Regions from separate parts of the Homo sapiens genome. Here region 1 is linked to region 2. A link is a loop called in an ENCODE intact Hi-C map of the cell type or tissue named here. Cell type or tissue: PC-9. All regions are shown on one strand. Each heading gives the region's core, and the rest is flanking DNA. Links, peaks and the distances in the headings are about the cores only. Region 1 overlaps FUT9 (fucosyltransferase 9). Region 2 overlaps FUT9 (fucosyltransferase 9).

Region 1 (5,389 bases), core at 137-5,136, 51 kb before region 2:
ATCACTAATAGAAGAAGCATTATTAGAAAAGATAATTAGATAAGGCCTCAACAGTGATGACTTTTAAACAGCACTTTTGCAATATGATGTTCTGAAGAAAATATGATTAGTGGTTACTATAATGTTTACAATGTCATTTACCTGAACATTGACCTTTACCTTTACATTGATCAACATCAATCCCATCAACAACACGGACGCAGCAGAAAATCTGCAAGCAAGTGCTTAAAAATAATTTAACAAATGATGTTAAAGTTCTGAGGATTCAAGCCTAAGAGGTTGATTCAGGAAAAAGAAGCAAGAGTTTCAATTTTAGTCATTTATTTTATAGAAGAAAGTCATGGGCAATTTGGGGGATGAAGCAACAAATCTAATATTATGGAAGCGGAAGAGATGGTTGGAGATTCTTTAAGTCTCTCCAGAATACTTGATCATTAAAACAACAGAGCAAGTTTCTTATCTGAGAGCTGATTAATGAGTGTCTGTCCTTCGAATCACCAAAGAAGTGATTAAGAAATTAGGGACCAATCTGTTTTGCCCTGTTGCAAAACGGTTTCCATCTGAAAGAAGTTAATAACTCCCCTTGTCAAATCATAAATTCAAATGGATTAATATTTCACATTTCTAAAATGCTCCTGAAGAATAACTTGTCTTAATAAAATATCTTAGTAAGTCTCAGGAAATACACACACATACATACACACATATCATATATATTATAGAAAATTTAACTTACTTTGTATAGTGTTTATTGGTTTAACATCATACACCTGCACAGTGGGGAAAATCCTTGTCCACCATCTGTCCATTATGATATGAAATGAATTAAAGACCATTAAACCATCACCTTGTTTTAAAAATATAAAAATCAGAAATGGAGTCTTTGAGAGTGTGTCCCTTTATTTATCTACAAAAATGACACAAATGTAAAGTTCAGGTAAATGACATTGTAAACATTATAGTAACCACTAATCATATTTTCTTCAGAACATCATATTGCAAAAGTGCTAATTAAAAGTCATCATTGTTGAGGCCTTATCTAATTATCTTTTCTAATAATGCTTGTTCTATTAGTGATTCTTTAAGACTGGATAATATAATTGATATTTACAAGTAAAATTATAGAGTTAGAGAAAAAATAAGGAGCTAGAGAAATCACATTTTTACAAATGTATTCCTTTCATTTGCATCATATCTTTAAGCAAAAATGAGCCTGTCTCTAAAGAACAGACAGGAGTAGATTTGAAGACAAGTGATTTTTGAATCAACAGAGAAAAAAATGCAAGGCAGTGTTGCTCTATATTAATATGATATTGATTCAAATTATAATTGCAGGACTGAGTAGTTCCTACTGAGGAATGGTTTTATTCCTGTTTTATAAAACATGTCAAATAAGATTTTGAAATCATTAACTGAATTAGTTTTATAGTCTTCATTGGCATTTCTGAGGGTTAGATGTTTAAATTTTCCTACATTGCTTTTGCTTGATTCAGAGAACCATTAAAACCATGGTTGCCTTCAAATGTCATTATTTGTCTAGAATAAATTCTAAACTGGAACTTTCTTTATAACTAAAATAAACACTCCCAAATCCAGGAGTATTGTTCACTCTAACTCAGTGTACATTCCTCAACTCATTTTATTAGGCATTCTCTTCCAAAGGAAAAACACAAAACTAAACTCACCAAAATAATAAAAAGATTATGAAAAGACAGAGAATCTTTACAGTTTACCGCATTTAATACTTATTTAACATATTCTGAGGAGCTCAAGGTCCTCCTTTGTGATGTTTTCAGTGACTTTGGTAACAGACTCTGAGGTGTCATGGGCAGAATTGTCACACTCGTTTCATAATTACAAGAGAAAACGAAAGTGAAGGTACTGATCATATTACATAGACTCAAAGAATATAAGAAGAAATCCTAGAAAAACACACATCTTAGTTAGCCTTTTTAGCCAGTCATAGTTTCATGTCTTTCTCTGGGGCTAGGTACAGTTAACTCAATTCCTTTGGGGATAGGCTTTTAGGCAAAAGCATTGCACTTTATTTCTTTCTCTTTCATCTAACAAAGAACCAACACAAATTTAATAGGAATGGAGGGGAAAAAGAACATTTCAAACTAACATTGTCTGCCCATTATTTCATTTCATGGTAACATGCTTCTGTTTTTTATGTATAGGCAGTCATAATTTGTACATTTGAGTTCCAAACCTCAGCACACATTAAAAAGGAGATATTTCATTTATACCTTGTAAGAACTGGATTTATGGTGAAATAAAATGAAAAGAGTGCTTAGAAAAATAACAACAAAAACCTTCAAAACCAGTGAAAGGAGTTAGCCAGCTTGCTTTAGGCAGACAGTAAGGGAAGGGTCCCTGGAAAACATCCGACCTAACCCACAAGTGCCTACACCAGATATTTTGTGCAGATAAGGGAACTTGTACAGCAGGCTTGCCTAAACATGCCCGGAGAAGATTAAGGGTCCACATGCACGCTAGGGGGAATGGGGCAGAGCCACCTGGAATTTATGCCTTATACAAATAGGGAACCCAGCTCCATCAGCTTATATATATATAAGCCCTTGTACTGCGAAGGAAAACTGGCAACCTGCTTTCAGGATGCCCCTTTTTGCTGAGAGCTTTCCTTTTCACTTAATACATTCTACTCCACTCACTCTTCGAGTGTCCACGTGCCTGATTTTTCCTGGTCATGAGACAAGACAAGAACCCAGACCTAGATGAGCTAAGGAGATAAAATCCTTCATCACCAGCAATGAACCAAAGGCTCCAAGGGGAAAAGTTGTGTTCATAAACACCAACAAAAAAATTAGAAACAGACCATGGTGATAGTTGCACTGGCTCACAGCTGTCATCCTCAAAGTATTTGCCAGTTGGAAGGAAAATTACAGGGACCAGTGTGAAATTTGAAAACTTTCCTATAGCATTAGACTTCACTGGTGAAGAGAAATGCATCAACCTCACCGAGTACCAGAAGCATCCTTTGAACATCAGCAAAATAACTATTACTTCTATGAAATAAAGTCTCCTACTGCAACAAAACCCTAAATTAAAATGTTGGAAGAAGCAGTTGGTTTTATAACCTCCAAAAGAAAAGTTAACAAAAAGCAAACAAACCACCATTCTGTATTAGTTTGCTAGGGATGCCATAACAAAATACCACAAACTGGGTAGATTAAGCAGCAGAAATTTATTTCCTCACAGTTCTAGAGGCTGGAAGTCCAAGATCAAGGGGTCAGGAGGGTTAGGTCCTTCTGAGACTCTTTCTTGGCTTGCAGATGGCTGCCCTATTGCTGCCTCTTCACTTGGTCATTCCTTTGTGTGCTCTCACCTCTGGTAGCTCTTGCTTTTCTTTTCTTTCTTTTCTTTTTCTTTCTTTCCTTTTTTTTTTTTTAAACGGAGTCTCACTCTGTCGCCCAGGCTGGAGTGCAGTGGCACGATCTCGGCTCACTGCAAGCTCCGCCTCCCAGGTTCACACCATTCTCCTTCCTCAGCCTCCCAAGCAGCTAGGACTACAGGCACCTGCCACCACGCCCAGCTAATTTTTTGTATTTTTAGTAGAGACGGGGTTTCACCATGTTAGCCAGGATAGTCTCGATCTCCAGCTCTTGCTTTTCTTATAGGGACATCAGTCATTTTAGATTAGGGCCAAACACTAAAGGCCTTATTTTAACCTAATCACTTCTTTAAAGACCTTATCTCCAAAAACATACTGGAGATTGGGACTTCGACATGAATTTGAGAACACATTTCAGACCATAACACTCTCTCCCCTCCCAAAAAGACAAGAAAGACCTTTTACAATAAATCTTTTGACACTGAGCGTTTTTTTTACCCCTTCTAACTCCCAATTAGTAACTTTCTGGATTTCAAAGAATCAGATTTTAAAATTGCTATAAAGCTTGCTAAGAGCATTCAAAAAAAGGCAGGCATTATAGGGAAGTAAACCTTGACTGCTGTAGAATTGAGAGAATCTTTGCTCTGCTGATTGGGGGTCATTTTTCTGTGAGCTAGAGAGAATGCTTTTGTGATTTGAGAGCCACCTGAAATGTTAAGAAAGTTTGGGTAACTGCAGGGACTGTCATTGCCTCCTCAGCACGTGCTGTGCCCCTCTCCTATTGCACAGCAGCAAGCACTTTGAAGGACTGACCCCAGTCCATGAAACCTAATCCACTGCCTATGCCTATCTTCCAATCTGCATATACAGGAGTTGTCAGTTACATTGATTGGTTCAGAAGTGTTCACATGAAATACTTTGGTTCAAACAAGATGAAGCCAAAAATTTTTGACTATTGGTAAAAAGGTAGTTATCTTTTTACTTAATCTAAGACATTCTTTTTATAATTGGACAATATTATAGGAAGATGTGATACTTACAAATGCAATCACTGTTTGCAGGCACAAAAAAAGTTAAGTCACAGAATGAAGCTTTTCATGGAATATAAAAGAGCCAGTAGAATTGTAAAAAACTGAGTGACTTGATCAGACTATACCCAGAGTCCACTAACCTCTGAACTCTTAAATTAATACATTTACTTTCCTTGAGAGAGTTTAAGATGTACATTCTGTCTCACACAATCTTACTTTACAAAAAAGTAAAAACATGTTTACTTTTATGCCTTATAATTTTCAACTAACAAGTAAAAAGTAACTAAGTACTGTTTGTTTGCTTTTATATTACTGTTGGAGTCTAAGAAAAATCATAATTTTTAAAAATAAAATTAGACCAGATAATTTGACTATATAAATGACTAAAGGGAATAAGAAGAACTAAAAACTCAGCATTAACAGATCACCATTTGTGAAAATGATTTTGCTACTCTGTGCTCATGTATTTCTATCACTTTTGCTAATATCCAACTTTAAGGAGCACAGTGAATATTATTAATTTGATACTATAAACATGTGTTGAGCTCTGATTTAAAGAGTAATATAAACTATCATCACCCATTATGAGGAAGCAAATGTTGTGTCAAACAGATTAACCATTGGATTGAAAACATCTCTTCTACTTTTTCCTCTCACTCATATTGAAAACTACTGCTAAAATGAGGTTAATGTGGCAGAAACATACAGTCTGATGATCAAATCCAGAAACAAAAGATAAATATAGTAGCTCCCCCTCCAGGAGAATTAAGATTTTAATCATTTCCTCTCCAGATTGAGATTGGCTGCTGGCCATTACTTAGCAAAAGAAATGTCTCTGAAAGGGGCAGGAAATTAAAATGCAAATGGTATAAAGAAATAAAGACATTCTAATTTTTTTAAATGACAGCAGTGATTCTAGCATCCATAATTGAAAACTGTAAGGAAACTGGAGAGGTGAGATTCATGACAAAGTGATAAATGAGAGATCTCAGGAGGTTGGTAG
Region 2 (5,389 bases), core at 99-5,098:
TAATGGACATTTCTTAAGCTTTTTATTGTGGAACAAATTCTGAGCTAGATGATTTAAAGGTCATCTCCCCAGGTCCATAGCTTTGCAATATCTGACAAAAAAAAAAAAAAAGTGGCCATGAGAGACGTGCATGATTTGTACTTACTTCTACAGCTCTTGTTTATTTTCATTATCTGAAATCTTTCAAGGGTTGTGCTTTCTTCTTATTCCTTCTCTCTCACTTAGCTCACTTGAATGATCTGTCTTGACTCTATAGTTAAAGTGAATAGGATGTAGATCCTCGTGAGTTGAACAGGGTTGGATGTTCTGTAGAAGGCTAGCCTTGAATGATATAGTCTGTTCTACATGCTGAGTTGCTGGAGGCGACAGAATTAGTAACACTTAGGACCATTGACAAACATCAATGTCTTAAGAACTTAAAATACACTTATGCTTGGAATACAGATTAGTAATGGTTATAATAGATGTTTGACATAGATTTGTCCAAATTTATACATATACTTTATCGATAGAAATATTTTCAACATGTATTTCGGGGAAGGGAAAGCTGCTTTGTTCTTTTAAAACTTGCACACTTCAGGACAAATTCTTGAGCTTCTTCTCCTGAGCTTTAAGCAGTACTAGAAATCTCCTTGTACATTCTTCCTAAAGCATCTATTTTATTCAAAGATTGGAGAAAATGAAATTTGTTCTAAAATAGAGAGACAGTATATCGTAAATAAAATGCAGAATGTACATATATTTTTAAAGACTTATTTAATCAAAACATTTATGGAATCCCTATTATGTTAGGTGCTGTTGTGGTTGTTGGGGCTAAGGCTGTTGTTCCTACACATTTATGGTTGTCTTATGCTGGGGGTTAGAAAATAAAATATGCAAGTTTTAAGACATGTATGAATAATTTTTTATGGAATACGGTGGATGCATATTTTGCCTTCAGATGCTGGAGAAAATAAATCATGAATGTTTTCATTTAGACCAGAGGTTAGCAAAGCTATGCCCTAGAGATCCATATGGTAAACATTTTAGGCATTGTAGGCCAGGAGGCAAATTCAAAGATGTCCTATAGGTACGCATATATTATACAATTTATGTTGCATCAGCTTCACTCTGCTTTTGTAATATGAAGGCAGACATACATAAAGTGCTGTAGTTTACCAAATTCTGGTTTAAACCAAAATGAATTTTTTTATTTTTTAATTTCACTGAGACATATGTCTGAAAAATGGTTTGATACTTTGTGTCTTTCAATCAAATCAATCAAGTTTAAGCACTCCATCTCTTCATTTCTCTAGCTCTAAGGGGGTCTTGGAATAATTAAACCGATGAATGATAAGCCATGACTTTTCTTGTAACAGGCCTGGGAGAGACAGACCAGTCAGTAGCCTGGGAGCTTCTGATGGATAGAATAAGGTTTGGGTTAAGTTCTGCATGTTGCTTCCAAAGACTGCAATGCACTTCATACTTATTCAGATGGTGTTTTAATTCCTCATCTTACATGTTAAAATCCTCCCAGGAAGAAGGATCTGAAGATAGGAGATAAGAGGTAAAGTCAGCCAAAGATTGTATAACAGTCACACCCACCAAGAAGTACATGCCTCTTGGAACTGGGATTGGGAAAGTAGGCCAGGGTCAGACAGTTGGTGACACTTCATACCCCTTTATTAATTTTTTGTCTATGGCAATAACAAGAAAAAAATTGAATACTTCCTTTTAAAAGCACATATTTTTAAGAGTGTTAAATGACGTCAAGATAAGATAAAGCAGGGTTTTGATATGCTGTTGCTCTTCTCCCAATAACCCTCCCTCCCAATTCTTCTGACAAAAATAGAGGAAGCATTAAGAAGATGAAGGAAGGAAGGAAGGAAGGAAGGAAGGAAGGGTTGATGGATTGTGATGATTTATCTTGGGCTCATTCTCATTGACATAGCTCCATACATGCTGCCTGCTATCTTCAGTCAGGCTCCCAGAACTCCAGAACTCTAGGGGTAGTAAGAGGCAGTTCAGGCTTTCTCTCTTTCCTGACCCCTGGATGACTTCTTCTACAAGAAGCTGACATTCATTGAACAGGTTATCCCAATGTACTACAAAGTCTAGAGATCACTAATGTCAGAAAAGTTAGGATACACTGGTTTGTTCTCTTTAACACTGGGTTCTTAAAATTTAATAGGCATAAGAATCATCTAATGGCTTATTAGAAACAGATATTTATGAAGTATATTTCCAGAGATGCTGATAATAGGTACGGGTAAGATCCTGAATTTCCATATCTAACAATGTTCCTAATTTTTAGAGGAATTTGTTGCAGATGTTTGGGAATCATGCTGTGAAAAATAACAGATCAGCTCCAGAGTGTTCAAAACAACTGAATAAAAAAACTATAGAAACTTATCATTATTTAAATAACTGTTAAAACTCTTCTTGAGTATAAATTAACTGCATGAAAAATAATTCTATCACTATAAATTTTAATTAGAAAACTTAAGACACAGCTTTTCATTTAGACAAAAGGCTCTTGGGAAATCAATAATCAAATGATAAAATTTAGCATAGTATGTATTTTGTAATCAACAAAGAAGACATACTAGTCCTAGCAAAAATATTAAATAGCTATTTTATGCTATGGCAATTGAATTTAGAATAATATGATTTTTATTTTAAAGGTGTGCTTACACTGATGAGGGATTTTTAAAAATCAAAATGCCTTGTTAAATTCTCCTCAAACAATGAATGTTCTGGGAAAGAAAAAGAGTCCACTCCAATTTTAACTGCAATTTCTATATTAAATACAATAGTTTGAGCTATGTGTTAATAATACATGGTTTACAAATAAACTGAGTTATTAAAAATGAAATACATTATATTGTTCAGAACATAAGGCAATTTACCACAAAGCAGTACTCTGACTCACTGCATACAAAGAAATGCATTTTGTTTTAAAACAGATTTATCTCCTTTTGAATCATTTTAAAACTTGAATTTCAGGATTTTAATAGCCTAAATAAAAGTACCACATTCTTCTGAACTTATTCCTTAGAGGCGTGAGCATTCCACCACTATGAATAAATCTGACTCTAAGTAAGCACGGAAGAACCCAGATTGCCTGATACGAAGCCTCGAGATGACTCTTTATCTTTGTTCTTATTTGTTCTTCTAATAAACACTTAGAATGTATTTTGGAAAAAATAAAATCTGTACCTGCCAAAAAATCTGTACCTGCCTTCTATTTTGTGTAGAAAACTACACAAAATAATTTACACTTGTGTGGCCAGGCGCGGTGGCTCATGCCTGTAATCCCAGCACTTTGGGAGGCTGAGGCGGGTAGATCACGAGGTCAGGAATTCAAGATCAGCCTGGGCAAGATGGTGAAACTCCGTCTCTACTGAAAACACAAAAAATGTGCCGGGCGTGATGGCAGGCGCCTGTAATCCCAGCTACTCGGGAGGCTGAGGCAGGAGAATGGCATGAACCTGGAAAGCGGAGATTGCGGTGAGCCGAGATCACACCACTGCACTCCAGCCTGGGCGACAGGGCGAGACTCCGTCTCAAACAAACAAACAAAACAAAAAAAATAATTTACACTTGGGTAGTTTTCTACTGCCAACATTTTTCATCAATGTCCTTCATATATTTTATATCTATCCTTCATATATGGACCATGTATGGCAAATATGCAGATCTAAATTCATCTTAACATGGGAAAATTAAAATAAAGTATCAAGCCATTTTTCATATAATTTGGTCAAATAATATTAAAATATTTACTCTAAAAGTGAAAACATTACTAAAGAAAAAGGAAATAACATACACAACCTAAATTTTCTGCTTAAGTATCCTTTTCATTTCGTAGCTGATCTACTCTGGCAAATGGGTAGAGAAATATAACCTTGGCCTTGAGTTTACTGAAGGTGGAAAGTTGAAAGCTCTGGATAGAAAGCAGTTACTAGGAATGCTCTTACCCTTAACAGTGTGTACATTATTCAGTACATTTGTGTTATAAACTTCTTTAGAAAGGCAGTGTTATTCTGACTTTTATGTAAATTGATTTAATCAGATAATGTGGTTGTCCTTCTAAACACTTAGCTGAGATTAGCCGCCTGTTGTGCATTGAATTATGGCACCCCTAAAAGACATGTTGAAGTCTTAACCCCTGGTACCTGTGAATGGGACCTTATTGGGAAATACATCATTTGCCAGTGCAATCAAGTTAAGATGGATCCACCAATTAACTTTATTATAGTAATTATTTTACTATGTATATGTATATCAAAAGCATGCTGTATATCTTATTTATACAATTTTCATCCATCAAATATACGTCAATAAAGAAAAGATGGAAAGAAAAAGATGAAAATCACACTGGACAGGGTTAGGCCCTAAATCCAATGACTGGTGATATGAGAGAGCTTTGGAGACACACAGACTCACAGAAAGAAGTCTATTAAAGAAGAAACAGAGATTGTAGTTAAGCTGCCACAAACCAAGAAACTTGCTAGCAACCACCAGAAGATAGAGGGAGCAAGAAATGATTCTTTTTGGAGCCATCGGAGAAAGCCTGACACTATCGACACCTTCAGTTTGGACTTCTAGCCTCCAGAATTGTGAAAGAATAAATGTTTGTTGTTTGAAGCCACCCAGTTTGTGGTTATTTATTATGGCAGCCTTAGGAAATTAACACACTCCTCATAGATTTAACTTTAATTTGGGTAAGGAGAGTAGTTGAGGTAACGGTGGGATGCTGTAGTGTTGAGTTCTTGAATATAAAGAAGGCAGAATAAGAATTCTGTTCACCTGAGAGATGGAAATTTAGGACAAAGAGGAAGAAGGAAAGTGTCTAGAAAATACATACATATGCATATACACACACGCGCGTATATGTTTGTGTGTGTGTATTTGCCCTGACTGAACTTAAAATCATCTTAAATAATGCTGTCACATGATAATATTGTTGAAATATGCACTGGTCTCCTCCCCTACTCCCCATTCAAGCATTTGGCCATTCCTTATTCACTTAGCTGATGCTGAAGTCCTGAAAGTCTATTTCTGACTGCTATTTTCCCATAGCCCAAGACCAAGGAAGTCTGGACCTGCCTACCACTCTCTTGGCTTTGTACAGTCTGCTTTAGTCACTCTAGCCTTCTGTCAGCTCTTCAAAGTTCTCTCCTGTTTCCATATGTAATGTCTATTGGCACAGCATGTCACACATTCCAGTGTAGCATGATGCATGAGAGGAAACTAAGTTTAAACTATTCTCTCTGGTATAATGGGAAGATGTTTTCTTTTCAAATTTGGTATACAGGGGTAAAACACGCAATTTCTACATGATATTTGATGTGGGTATCAAACTCAACTACATCTGGAGCTTAAGATTTTTCAACCTGAAAAAGCT

What was found. Peaks named below come from ENCODE experiments on the same cell type or tissue, not always from the same donor. Only the 100,000 strongest peaks of a DNase experiment are listed, where the experiment ranks them.
Region 1: it touches region 2 in a loop (5-fold over the local background); 1 of 110 quality-filtered maps calls a loop at or near these places.

What each region holds. Positions count from the first base shown.
Region 1 is chr6:96,153,695-96,159,083 of GRCh38, reverse strand. All of the region lies in intron 2 of FUT9 (fucosyltransferase 9), which reads right to left. Among named protein-coding and RNA genes, the nearest start is that of FUT9, 140 kb to the right of the region's middle. In PC-9, for the core only: no CTCF peak of the experiment used is centred there; no DNase peak of the experiment used is centred there.
Region 2 is chr6:96,102,707-96,108,095 of GRCh38, reverse strand. The region is part of intron 1 of FUT9 (fucosyltransferase 9); the gene reads right to left. Among named protein-coding and RNA genes, the nearest start is that of FUT9, 89 kb to the right of the region's middle. In PC-9, for the core only: no CTCF peak of the experiment used is centred there; a DNase peak (open chromatin) is centred at 3,045; H3K4me3 peaks cover 1,049 bases; H3K27ac peaks cover 1,812 bases.